2 separate regions of the Homo sapiens genome follow, and region 1 is linked to region 2. A link is a contact called in ENCODE Hi-C or POLR2A ChIA-PET data. All regions are on one chromosome and are shown on one strand. Each heading gives the region's core, a stretch centred on a gene start or an enhancer-like site at or near the end of the contact. The rest is flanking DNA. Distances are from core to core; before and after follow the strand shown. Region 1 overlaps STX6 (syntaxin 6). Region 2 holds the start of LHX4-AS1 (LHX4 antisense RNA 1).

What was found. Hi-C counts contacts between places; a loop is a spot of excess contacts on that map. ChIA-PET counts read pairs that join two places held with the same protein, here RNA polymerase II (POLR2A).
Region 1: a loop to region 2 is called in a map of posterior vena cava, with 13 times the contacts of the local background. The contact joins the enhancer-like site here to the promoter of LHX4-AS1 in region 2. A Hi-C loop is called at or near these places in 1 of 168 maps with a recorded cell type or tissue (posterior vena cava). POLR2A ChIA-PET finds 5 or more read pairs at or near these places in 2 of 52 experiments (GM10248 and activated CD8-positive, alpha-beta T cell).

What each region holds. Positions count from the first base shown.
Region 1 is chr1:180,967,149-180,973,369 of GRCh38, reverse strand. STX6 (syntaxin 6) reads left to right here. Exons shown (of 8, transcript NM_005819.6): 8 at 1-645. It also overlaps the pseudogene MR1P1. Among named protein-coding and RNA genes, the nearest start is that of KIAA1614-AS1, 15 kb to the right of the region's middle. Within about 2 kb of position 3,851, at least 2 of the 41 ENCODE cell types and tissues checked have a DNase peak (open chromatin) inside an H3K27ac peak, as active enhancers do.
Region 2 is chr1:180,272,935-180,278,408 of GRCh38, reverse strand. LHX4-AS1 (LHX4 antisense RNA 1) reads left to right here and starts at 3,728. Exons shown (of 5, transcript NR_037642.1): 1 at 3,728-3,758; 2 at 4,297-4,472; 3 at 5,011-5,071. It overlaps LHX4 (LIM homeobox 4), which reads right to left. Exons shown (of 6, transcript NM_033343.4): 6 at 1-4,224. The coding sequence ends at 3,830. It also overlaps a transcript of ACBD6 not described here.

The DNA.
Region 1 (6,221 bases), core at 2,602-5,101, 690 kb before region 2:
AAAGTGAGACCAAAGGGATATCTGTTCCCTGTTACCTTTTTGGAGAATTCATAACATTTGAAGATCAAAAAATTGAATGATAAATATGAATGGCTTTTCAATTCTGTGGACTTTGTACCATTTGGCTTCACCTTGTACTGCAAGATGAATTTGTAAACAAAACAAAATTGGACTGTCTGGAAAGCTAAAGTTCTGAAATATGGAATGTACTGCCTCTAATTTTTCTTTGTCTTCCTCTCACTGGCATTTTTTTCTCTCCCAGGTTTCTTAAGAATAATGTTTTTTAAAGGAGGCTTTTTGCCCATCAAGAATAAAAAGAAATAAAACCAAAGGGTTACCGGACTTAAGCCCCCGCAGTCACTGTGCGCCATCCCTGAGCAAAGTCCGCCCCTGAGGACAGTGCCCCTGCCCCAGTGACAGGCCTTACTCCTCCCAGGGCCTTTGCTTCTAATAGGGGGTGGTCTTTCTTTTCTTTCTCTCCTTTTTTTTTTTTTGATTAAAAAATAAAACCAAACCAGAATTTGCTGAAAGCAGGTACCTTTCAGTAGCTCCGATCAGAGTAACTCAGCTTAGAGATACTGTTACTCAGGACAACAGTATGTACAAAAGTCTCCGGAAAAGGAAAATAAAACAACCTGAAAAGAATTCAACTTGAAAAGGACTGAATTACTAGAATGATCATATAGCAGAATAACACAAAATGCAACAAAGAGCCACCCAAGCCTGAGGGTAAGACCTCTACTTCCCAGATTCTTGGATCATAGCCCATGACTTCTTGGGGCACAGAGGCTGGCTTCAGCATGAGGATCTCACCACTAACTGCATGTAACTCATCCATGCCTTGGGCAGAGGCTAAACACACGGAACAAGGCCACCAGACAGGTACACATGAACCCATGAGAGCGGTGCTCTCTGTAGAGTCTATAGACCTGGCAGGGACCATGGATAGCTTAGAGGTACTTACTCTGCAGCTGGTCACATAAGACCCTAGACTGGCCAGGCGCGGTGTCTCACACCTGTAATCCCAGCACTTTGGGAGGCCGAGGCGGGCAGATCACGAGGTCAGGAGATCGAGACCATCCTGGCTAACACGGTGAACCCCATCTCTACTAAAAATACAAAAAATTAGCTGGGCGTGGTGGCGGGTGCCTGTAGTCCCAGCTACTCGGGAGGCTGAGGCAGGAGAATGGCGTGAACCTGGGAGGCAGAGCTTGCAGTGAGCCAAGATCGCGCCACTGCACTCCAGCCTGGGCGACAGAGCCAGACTCCGTCTCAAAAAAAAAAAAAGACCCTAGACTGACCTAAGCCCTACAGTTCCCTTATCCAAATTCCCACTAACCAGTGAGAGAGAGGGACAAGACTTGGAAGCTGCCTCCAAACCAATTTTTGGTCTACAGTAAACAAGGATAAACATAAAACACCATTCCACAGGCCAGCTTCAAAAGAACTAGTGTGCAAAGAAGGTGAGAGATCCCAAAGCCCCATTTAGTAACCCCCACCGAAGGAGGGGGATGGGTGTGGGTGGTGAGATGGCCTGTTCTGCTGCTGTGGGCACCCCTGTGACCTGTCCTGCTCTGCCATCCGGCCTTAATTCGTACAGTTACCCCCGCTTCCTAGATGTGCACTCTCATGGCCCAGAGCTCTCACCTTTCTGAGCCTGAGCCTCCCGGCCTCCAGCGTACACAGAGTGGAAATGCCAGATCCTAAGGGTTCTCTGAGGAGGGTGAGGTGGCAGTTTTTCTGAGAACCTGGGGTCCTTCCATGCCACAACAGTTGTAGGTGGGGCAGGCCAAAGAGGATGCTGAGTTACTGGAGGCAGAGAGCAGTCGGTCAAAGAGCAGGGAGGAGAATACAGCTGGGAAAATGATGAGAAGTTTCCATTGCATGGACTCAGCAAGCAATTTCTGGGGTCACCTCAGTTATGAGGCGTGAACAGCAAAGCTTTAAAACTGATGTGAGAACAGTGTGTCTCCCTTTTTCCAAATTCCCCAGAGGAACACTACTCCCTGCTCTGGAACTTCACATCAAAGAAACAATACACCTGATGGGAAGAAGTCTTTTCAGGACCCCAGAAGTGCCCATTGGAGGCCCATCAGAAAAGTCTGGCTGCTTCTCGTTTGTGGGTCCGCACATTTTGGGCAAGATGGCTAGAGGGCTGGAGGTTTCCCAAGGCCTCTAGATGCAGTTGTGCAAAATCAATCCTCCACAAATCACTGGCCCTTGGTAGTATGCTCGTTCCACCACCCACTGGAAGTGAGGAAGATCTTTTTGCTGTCAGAGAGGGCTGTCCTTCACTAACACCATAAATCTGCTCCCTGGCTGCTGGAGTGCACAGGCCAAGGGGGTCTTGAAGATCCTCGTGTCAAACTTGAGTGTCAGGCTTGCAGTTGGTTTCACCGTAGATAACCCTTGTTGCCCTACAGCTTGGGTAACTGTTATTGTGTCTTGACCTTTTGCTCTTCCTCTTCCTTGTCTGAACTGCGTTCCCTTCTTAGATAAAGGACAACTTTTATGTTTATTTTCTTCGTCCACTGTCATGTCACCCACTTGCACAGGAGTCCCACCTTATCTGCGGTTTCACTTTCTGAGGTTTCAGAAATGGGTTGCACTGGAAAGCACTGTGCCTATACAAAGATTTCAGCAAGGGAGTTCCTATGTATATAAGGGAAGAAACAGTTTATCTAGTCAGTACAATCTGTGGTTTCAAGCATCCACTGTGGGTCTTGGAATGTATCCCTGCAAAAAGGCGGTGGGGCAGGGGGCACTTCTGTATACTTCAAAACGTGCACGATGAAAACATAGTGTTATCTGTCAATCTGAAAACAAAATCGCCATGACTTCTGGGCACTGTAGTCCTACCTGTGGACTGGCTGCCTGACTGTGGAGCGTCCTTGTATTGGACACTGAGGGACTAAGATGGCGACTTCTCATTTGGCAGCCTGTGGCAGCTGAGTTTGAATTTGGTGGTGGCCGTCGCATGTTAGGGTAGCCATAGAGCTGCTCGCTGTCAGCCGGAGCAGCAAGCACAGTTTCACTTGACCCATTTTACACCTGTTGTCTCCACCCAAGCACCATGGCTCCAGTTAGGAAGGGCAACCGTTGGGTGGCCAAGAACAACTTGTTACGGAGCCAGAAGCTGACCTCCTTTCTTAAGGATTTCAGCTGTGAAGTGCAAATACTATGGAAGCCAATTCAGTCAGGCAGAACCTCTCCCAGAAGATTGATAAGATGCATGACCAGGCCACTCAGCGGCTTCCTGAGGCACAGTGTGACATGAACTGGTAATGCACAGACTGTGCATTCGTAGCTGTTTCGTGAGTAATATGCAGAGTGTGTGTCTTGGGTATTTTAAAGTACGTGAGAGGGTTGTTTCAGCAGCTGATGGGATGCCAAATGTTTGACTTTTTATTATTCCAGCCCTTCAGATTTCCCCAGAATTGTCACCTTGTAGAGCGTGTGTCTTCCCAGTGTGTTCCAGGAATTCTCTATACCACTGTCGTGTTGCTCAGAAAACAATAGAGCTCTCAGTCAGTTCAGGTAACCTTAGAATCTGCGCTGATGCCTCAGAAAGGAAGAAAGGCCAGGACGGCCTCGGGGGTGGCACTCTTATTTCTCCCTTGGTTTCACTTCCTTTTCCATTTTTTGTGGCTTCCCACTTCATCCCGCAGCCTCCTCTCATAGGCTGTCCCCCCTTACCCCCACTCCATTCTTCCCACTCTCTAGCCCATTTGTGTCCTCAGAGGTCTGGCTGCTGCCACTGCACCTGCCTCAGACCCAGTGTCACCTCGCCAGGGCTTCAGCCAGCCTGGCCTTCCAGCTGCCACCCAGCAGCGCAGCAACTCAGAACCTTCTGGCCCAGACCTTCATACCCAACTCCCGCCCAGGGCAAATACAGAAGCCTCTGCTGGTGCAGCCAACACGGAGTGGGGAAAAAGGGGAGAGGAAAAGCAGCAGCTTCCTGTGCTTCCCAGCTCAGGGCATTGGTAAGAGTGGATGGAATTTGGCATTCTGCTTCTACCATTTTGAATGAATTGGCCTATTCTTTTATACCATCACCCCTCCCTTCCAAATCATTCATTCTGGTGTGCAGCCCATTTCTGTCTATTTTCTAATGAAATGACCAGAGCCACCATGTAAGCTTGTGCCCTGCACAAGGATAGATACCCCACTGGGGAACAAACGGGACCAAAATCCACTCTGTGTTCTGCTGGCCAAGCCGGGTGACCTGGCCTGGGCTGGCGTCCTCCCAGAAGAAGGGTTCATTTTTCCAGTTTGCACACATGTGCTATTTGTGGGTTAGCTGAGGCCCTGCTCATGTCTTCGGTTGGTTCACAAATCAGAAACAGAACAAATGGCCAGAGATTAGTGTTGTAATCAAACTAGATTTACAACCAAGGCACGCTGAGTGGCATTATGGGTTTTATCCTGCGGCATGGCAAGCCGCTCATGCACAGGCTGTGCTCAGTGTCCTTTTTCCTCAGCCATGCCAGCCATGGGGAAGCAGGAGGGGAGCTTGTTGGAGAAGGCGGCCTCAGTGAGAGCCTTGGTGCATTCCCCTGAAGCCACAGTTGGGGGCTTCTCCTTCAGCAGGGGTCCCCATAGTCTGAGTGTTTTCAGAAATCTTAGGTCCAAGGGACCCCCAATTTTTTTTTGTTTGTTTTTTTGTTTTTGAGGTTGAGTCTCACTCTGTCGCCCAGGCTGGAGTGCAATGGTGCGATCTCGGCTCACTGCAACCTCTGCCTCCCGGGCTCAAGTGATACTTGTGCTTCAGCCTTCTCCCTAGTAGCTGGGACTACAGGTGCATGCCACCAAGCCCGGCTAATTTTTGTATTTTTAGTAGAGACGAGGTTTTACCATGTTGGCCAGGCTGTTCTCAAACTCCTGACCTCAAGTGATCCACCCACCTCAGCCTCCCAAAGTGCTAGGATTATGGGTGTGAGCCACCGTGCCCAGCTGATGGGACCCCAAATCTTATGTCCAGGCCCCAGGGTCTGAATTCATATTTAACTACTGAAAGGCATCAGCATCTCCTCTCTGGTTGAACTTGACCTTCTTACTGAGAACCAGCCAGGCAGGCATCAGAAGCCTCAGGCTACAGAGGAGAAGCTGGTGGGCAAATAGATCAGGAGCAAGTGCTTTCACCATCATGGATGAAAGTTGAAGGCCAAGAACACTTCCTTGTCCTGTGGTGCAGGGGTTGGGATGGAGGGGTGAGTCTTATAAATGGAAGAGAACTAAGTATTGTGATTTCAAGGAAGAACATCTGTCCCCTGCCCCCAAATACCCCCAAACCCGCCAAAATTCTACAGATTCATTTGGCTTAACTCCTCTCACAGAGGTAAGCTAAGGTAGTCAGTCTCGCTGTGGTTGCAGTGAATTTGTTTAATGATCTTGGTTTCCTAACTGCTAGATAATCCACTGGAGCCAAAGGAGTTTTGGTGGATTGAGGGAACCTACAGAGGTTGGGTAGGGGTGTGTTAGGAGTTGAATTGTTTCCCCCAAAAAATTCATGTTGAAGTTGTAACCCCCAGTACCTCAGAATGTGGCATTCTTTGGAAATAGGGTTGTTGATTTAATTTGGGAAGGTGAGGTCATCCTGCAGTAGTAAGGTGGGCCCCTAATCCAGTATGACTGATGGCCTCATGAAAAGGGAACAGAGCCCTACAGTTTACACAGTGCTTTTATGCACGTTTTTCCTATCCATTTCTGTGGGGTAGGCATTATCATACCTGTTGATTTTACTCTAGTTTATTGCTTTTTTGGCCTACCATCTGTTAGCCTCACTTTTTCTAACAACAGGAACCCCTTCTGCCAAACACACAACATATTTTGGAAAGTTACCCTACCCCATTCCAACATGTGCTTGTGTTGAGAGGTACCAGTCTTAATCCTCCTGCCCAGCCCTAGCCTAAAAAAGTGTGTGTGCTGGTTAGGCTCTCCCCATCAGCCCCCAGCTAATCTCTTCTCTGCCCTTCCATGCCCCAGGAGGCTATACGCATCAGATTGCACTTCCAGAGCCCCCGGCCTCTGGTTGGGCTTGGCCACTGCGATGAGCATCCTCAAAAAAGACCAGAGAGCTGGAGGAGAGAGAGGCTGGGGCTTCATTCCCCAACCCACCTCACTGCAGTCCCGCCAGGGGCCACGGTCACAGCTCTCACAAGGAGCATCCTCTGCCAGGGTAGCAGCTCTTGCCGGACTATGATAACAATATTCTCTTTTAC
Region 2 (5,474 bases), core at 2,479-4,978:
ACTCACTGTTTAGAACAGTTGGAGCAACTACTGCAAAAAGGGCCAATTGACCAATCCAAGAAAGAAGAGAGCCAGTGATGTGCTTTTCATTTAGCTTTCAGCATGCCCAGAGCCCTTCAGCAGCAGGCAATAAAACAAAACTCATTTCCGCTTAATTGAATTTTTCTTCATCTCACGGTTTCCAATTTTTAAAGTGCAGTGTTTAAAAATGAGCCTCCTCAGGCCTTCCAGACCCTGCTGGCTGGGGAGGTATGGTCATTATTTTCATGGTTATAACCAAGTTGTCAGTCGTGGCACGTGGAAGTGTAGGTGCAGAGAGTGGACTGTCATACAACACACAGCCTTTGCTCATCAGAAGCCTTGAGCCCCCTCCTGTAAAGAGGCAGTTGGAAATCACCAGTTTGAGCTTCTGAGATAGGAATGTCTTTTGTTTTACAGATTTCTTACACTTCCTTGCAAAGTGAGTTTAATGATGAAGATCTAATGGCCCAATTATCTTACTAGGTTTCATGTTTTACACTGCCCCCCCCCAAAAAAAGTTTAAGGACACTGCCAAATGGTTTTCTTGTGGCTTAATTTTTTCCTCTTTCCCTGATGTTTCACAGTATTCATTTGCAGGAACAGTGTTATCAATGATAGTTGATCTTTATTTTACGTTATATTCATAACTGTCAGATGAGACAAGAAAGAGAAAGCACAAAGACTGAGAGGAATTTGCCTGAGGTTGCATAGCAAGTCCTTGAAGGGCCAAGAACCTGACTCCCAACACTGATTTACCCATCGGGCCAGCTTCTTAGCCCTTAAATCTGGTATTTCCTCCATGGTTTCATTACGTTCCAACAAACAGAGATTCCTCCATAGCCCCTCAGTTTCCATTTTGCTTATACCAGTTACCACTGGAACTTGGGGTTTTAACTAATTTGCTCCTGGATTCAAGAGCTTCCTACTCTAAAGTCGACCAGCCAGGCACTGCAGATAATGGTTGCCTCTAGAAGGTCTCATTTCATTTTTAAAATTCATCCATGTCATTTTAGCAAGGGGGGAAACAGCTACCATGTAGCACCTTATACCCCATAATAGACTTCCAAGCAACAGAGGAGTGCCTCTAAGAGAAGCTAAAAGTAATGAATGCCCGGCTTTTCTCCATTTCCAAACCCCAGAAGAGTCCTGTCATGCAATGGCTCATTAGTGGCACCAGCCCACCCATAATGCTAACCCAACCTGTAGGGAGATCCATTTAAAATCTTAGACCTACTGTGGCTGTGCTTCTAAACAGGCAGCAGTGTTTGCTGCTTTCTGGGGAGGTGGCTCTGGAAAACAAAGCTCTCCTGGTTTTCAGGCCAGTGCTCTCAAGGGTTTTTCCAGCTAACCAGCCCTACTGATGCCAAAGAACTATTGACCTCGTCAACTGCTCACTGAGTTCCTCAAGAGATTTATTATATTATTAGTATAAATGAGGAAGGCCTCTCCTTCCACTATTGAACTGGGAATTAGTATGATTAACTTACAAAAACTGGTCAACTTACTTACAGTGATCTTAAACAGTGCTACACAGAGGAGGATGCCCCCCCCCCTTTTAAAAAGCCTGCTCTCCCCCACACTATACTCACCAAAAACTTCAAGGGCCTCTGAAATCCCATGAGTTGCTAAGCCAAATAGTCAACCTGCAACAGTGATCTGGGTGGGCAGCTTTTCATCTGGTTCATTGCCCAGCAGAGCCTTTTCTCCTGTGTATTTTAAGCAGCCTGCTAAGAAGGGTGTATTTAAAAAGCCATCCTCCAAAAAGACGACTGCATTTTCCTTTCCTCACATGGCATTTGTGTCTTCCTCCCCACCCCAGTGTTCATGATTGGAGAATTCCCAATAGCACAGAATTGGCTAGGATTAACACAACATCATCCATAAACATGGAACCTCAAGAGAAGTGTCTATGTTTGCAGACTTCTCAAGCAAAAATCATGACCACTGCAGCACACCAAAAAACGAGGGTACGCTATAAAATTGGTCAGAGAAGAGGGCCCGAAGGCTGATCCCGGAATTTACTGTTTTAAAGAACTTACTTAATTGAACTTAGTTTAGTCCTGGAAAAGGGCTTACAAAAGATGTAGCAGTCCAAGAGGAACTGTGTATTCTTCCTTTAGTCTGCCTATGACATGCCTAAGTCTTTGCAGTCCTCAAAAGGTGACCAACCATTCGTAGAAGGAAGGGTCCTTAGGGTCTCTGGCCCCATCACTTCATGTGATAGGCAATGCCTTCTCACCCTTTCCTACTCTGCTGATCTCATTTAAGAGAATGGGAGGCCAGAAGAAGCAAACACAGCTTCCCAGAGGGACAGGAATAAATTCCAGCTGGCTAAATTCCAGTTTGCACATGGAGAGCTTCCTGATGGTAGATGGGTGCACAAGGTGGGTGGGAGCTGCAGCACCATTCAGGACAGCGTTTCCCACAGCAGTGCAGTCTGTCGCAGGAGTGGCAACTCGTAAAGCGGGGGTTGGCCTTGCTCTGGCCTCAGGCTTAGTGATTTGCTACTGCAAACCTGCACAACGGGGAGTCCCTGCACCACCACTGGCCAGAGAGTTCTGGCTTTCTGACCATGGGACTGCAGCCCAAGGCATGGCAGGTGTCCAGCCAGCAATCCAGAGAGATGCAGCCCAAGAACCACTTAGAACCCTTTGGACAATTTTAGGGCTGCTCCCTAAATTACTCTTCCCAACCAAGGTAGGCCAAAAAAAAATTGCTGGTTCCTGGAAATGACCAAAACTGTCCTCCAATTGAGTCAGCTAGGACAGCAGAGAAAGCTTTCAGAGGGGTAGACTTGCAAGCTCATCTAAACCAACTCCTTCAAAACAGACTCCAAATATTTCACCCTACAAGGGATGGGGAACTCTGGAAGACTGGCATCAGCCGATATGGCTGAACAGACTGCAGGTTTGGAATCCAAATGTGTCTACAAATGTTCACTGATTGATTGTCATTTTGTTCTCCCCACATTTTAGTTTTGCTCATTTTACAGCCCACAGCCTGTCTTGTGGAATAAATGATACAAGCAATTGAAGAAGGCACACTGTGCACCAAGGGGACGACTCAGGCAATCTGCAGCGGTGGTCCAGGGCTACTCAGCTCAGCCTCAGTCACCTGCAATGAAAACCACCTCTTGCCATCAGAGTCAATGATATAGATGGGACACTTAAAAACCAAAACAGGTTCATATTCTCTGGTTTGTAGGAAAGAATTCATATCTTCACAGCAAAAATAAAAAAGGAGGGGGCATGTTTTTAATATCAAACTGGCCATCAAAGTGTTCACTGACCTTTAATAACTGATCTTTTCATTTTGAAATATAGGGTTCAATAAGGATGGTCCAGAAATCACTTTTATTTTACTCAAGGGCTGTGAGGCCTCTACCTTAGGAGTCTCAGTTCTGGTGAGAGCAGTGTTTTGGGAGGCATTGTGTGAGACACACCAGTTGGAGCAAAGTTCCCAAAGGCCAAGGGGGCCTATCACAGTCACCTTGTGCTACCAAAGCACTGAGCAGCCAAGCCCCTAAGCAGAACAGCAGGGGAGAGACCCAACAAGCCAGTGTCCCTAGAGCTCTAGGCCATTACCCCCTGTGCTGTGTTCTGAGATGAGTCTGCTCTCCCACTGCTTCCCCAGGGAAACAATGCCCTAGTGTGGTCTCACAGCCTTCTAGGAATCAGCGGAGGACTTCCATTGAAAATAATGGAAATTCACATTGGCGTACTTTCGATCCTTAAAAGGCAAGTCTCTTTTGATCCTTGAAGATATTCTCTCAAGCCAGGGGGGCAGGTAGGGTGGGGAGGAGAGAAGTTTAAAAAGGAGGATGATCCATTTCATCGAGCCAAGAGCCTGGGCTAGTTGGAAAGTCGGGATAGCCTACACTGCTTCCTGTGGAGATGTCAGAGGTGGGTCCCCCAGCCATGGCTCTCAGCGTCTGGCTTACTCCCTGCCCTGCATGCGCAATGATGCCCAAATTACTGTCCACCGTGTAATCCAGCCCATTGAGCAAAGGAGCGTGGGATGGCAGGGACGATATGGAGGATGGAGACTGGGGGATTCCATAGGGGCTCCCATCCCTCAAGTCCTGATAGGATTGTCCTGTCCCGTCCATGGAGAAGCTCCCATTCATTAACTGTCCGCCTGTAACGTCCCCCACGTTGCCATAAATCCTATTGGTGTGGCCAAGTTCTGAGAGAATTTGATCCTCTGTGGACAAAAGAACGGAGATTTATTGTCAGCTGCCAGGACTCTGATGGTCCCCTGCTCTTCACAACCTAGGAACACACATGACCAGGAAAGATGCCCAAGGATGGCAGCTGCCTTGCAGCCAAGCATGGGTCAGACACACCAATATGGCAGCCTGATATCCAGAGGCCAACCCAGGCCAAGGAGAAAAACAAGAAACACCTGCAAAGACTAAATTCCCAGGTCCCAGAAGGATGGACAAATGTTTGGTGAGCTCGTTGGTCCCTTGTGGCTCGTGTACTAATACTCTGGCTACACTGAGGAGGATGAATGCCTAAGGCTGGGTGGGTCAGATGTCTCCACATCACAAATGGAAACTACATGCTGACAACATTTACCCTGAAAGCTTTCAAGCTGAGAAAGGGCTTGGTTTAGTTGATTGGGAAGCAAGCAGGCCCATATGGTCAGGGAAGCTGAGGACCACTCTTAGACATCTGTACAAAATCCTTCTGGTCTATCTGGAAGAGAGGTTCAATATCAAAGGACTTGGTTTCTGTCTGTATTCAATAAGCTCTTCACTGGGGACAAAGAATTGACTTGATTAAGGCAAATGAACCTTCTTTTTTCTTAAAGAATTTCATTAAGGGGATCTAATGGAATCTTTGCCACTTGAAAGAATTTCTCTCTCCAACAGAGGTGAGCAGTTTTAGTCTTTGAGAAATTATTCCCAGAGAAACCAATGATAGGTCAGCCCAGGGACCCACCTGCACCCAACAGAAATGAGCTTAACAATCCAGTATGTTCTAGGTGTTGACTTCAACAGCCCAGATGAGATTGACTTTCCCAATCCTGCCAAGAAGCCTAAAAGGTGAGTATTAGTCCCATGAGCTGTCCCCAAGGCCTCACGGGCCCTGTGTTCTCAGAGGAGGCTGCCCTCTAGGGCTCAGCTGACCTCTGGGCTGAACTAGAGTCCTCCCAGGGCATCGTTGTCCTGGCAGGCAACTTGTTCCATCCTCTGTCCCACAAACTTCCTTTTCTATTTCCACCTGGGCCTCTGCACCAATCCCTAAATAAGGCCTCCCCAGACTAGACTTCAACACCCCATCCCTTCTGAGGCCTGCCCCCCATTCCCCTTATGAAAAAACATGGTGGGGGGAGCTCATGCTCTTTAAAGGGAGCAGGAAGATGAAGGCTCCACTCCATTGTCAAATGGCCATGAGTTAGCCTTTTCCCTATACCTGTCATCCCAAATGACCAGGGCCCTCTGCGGG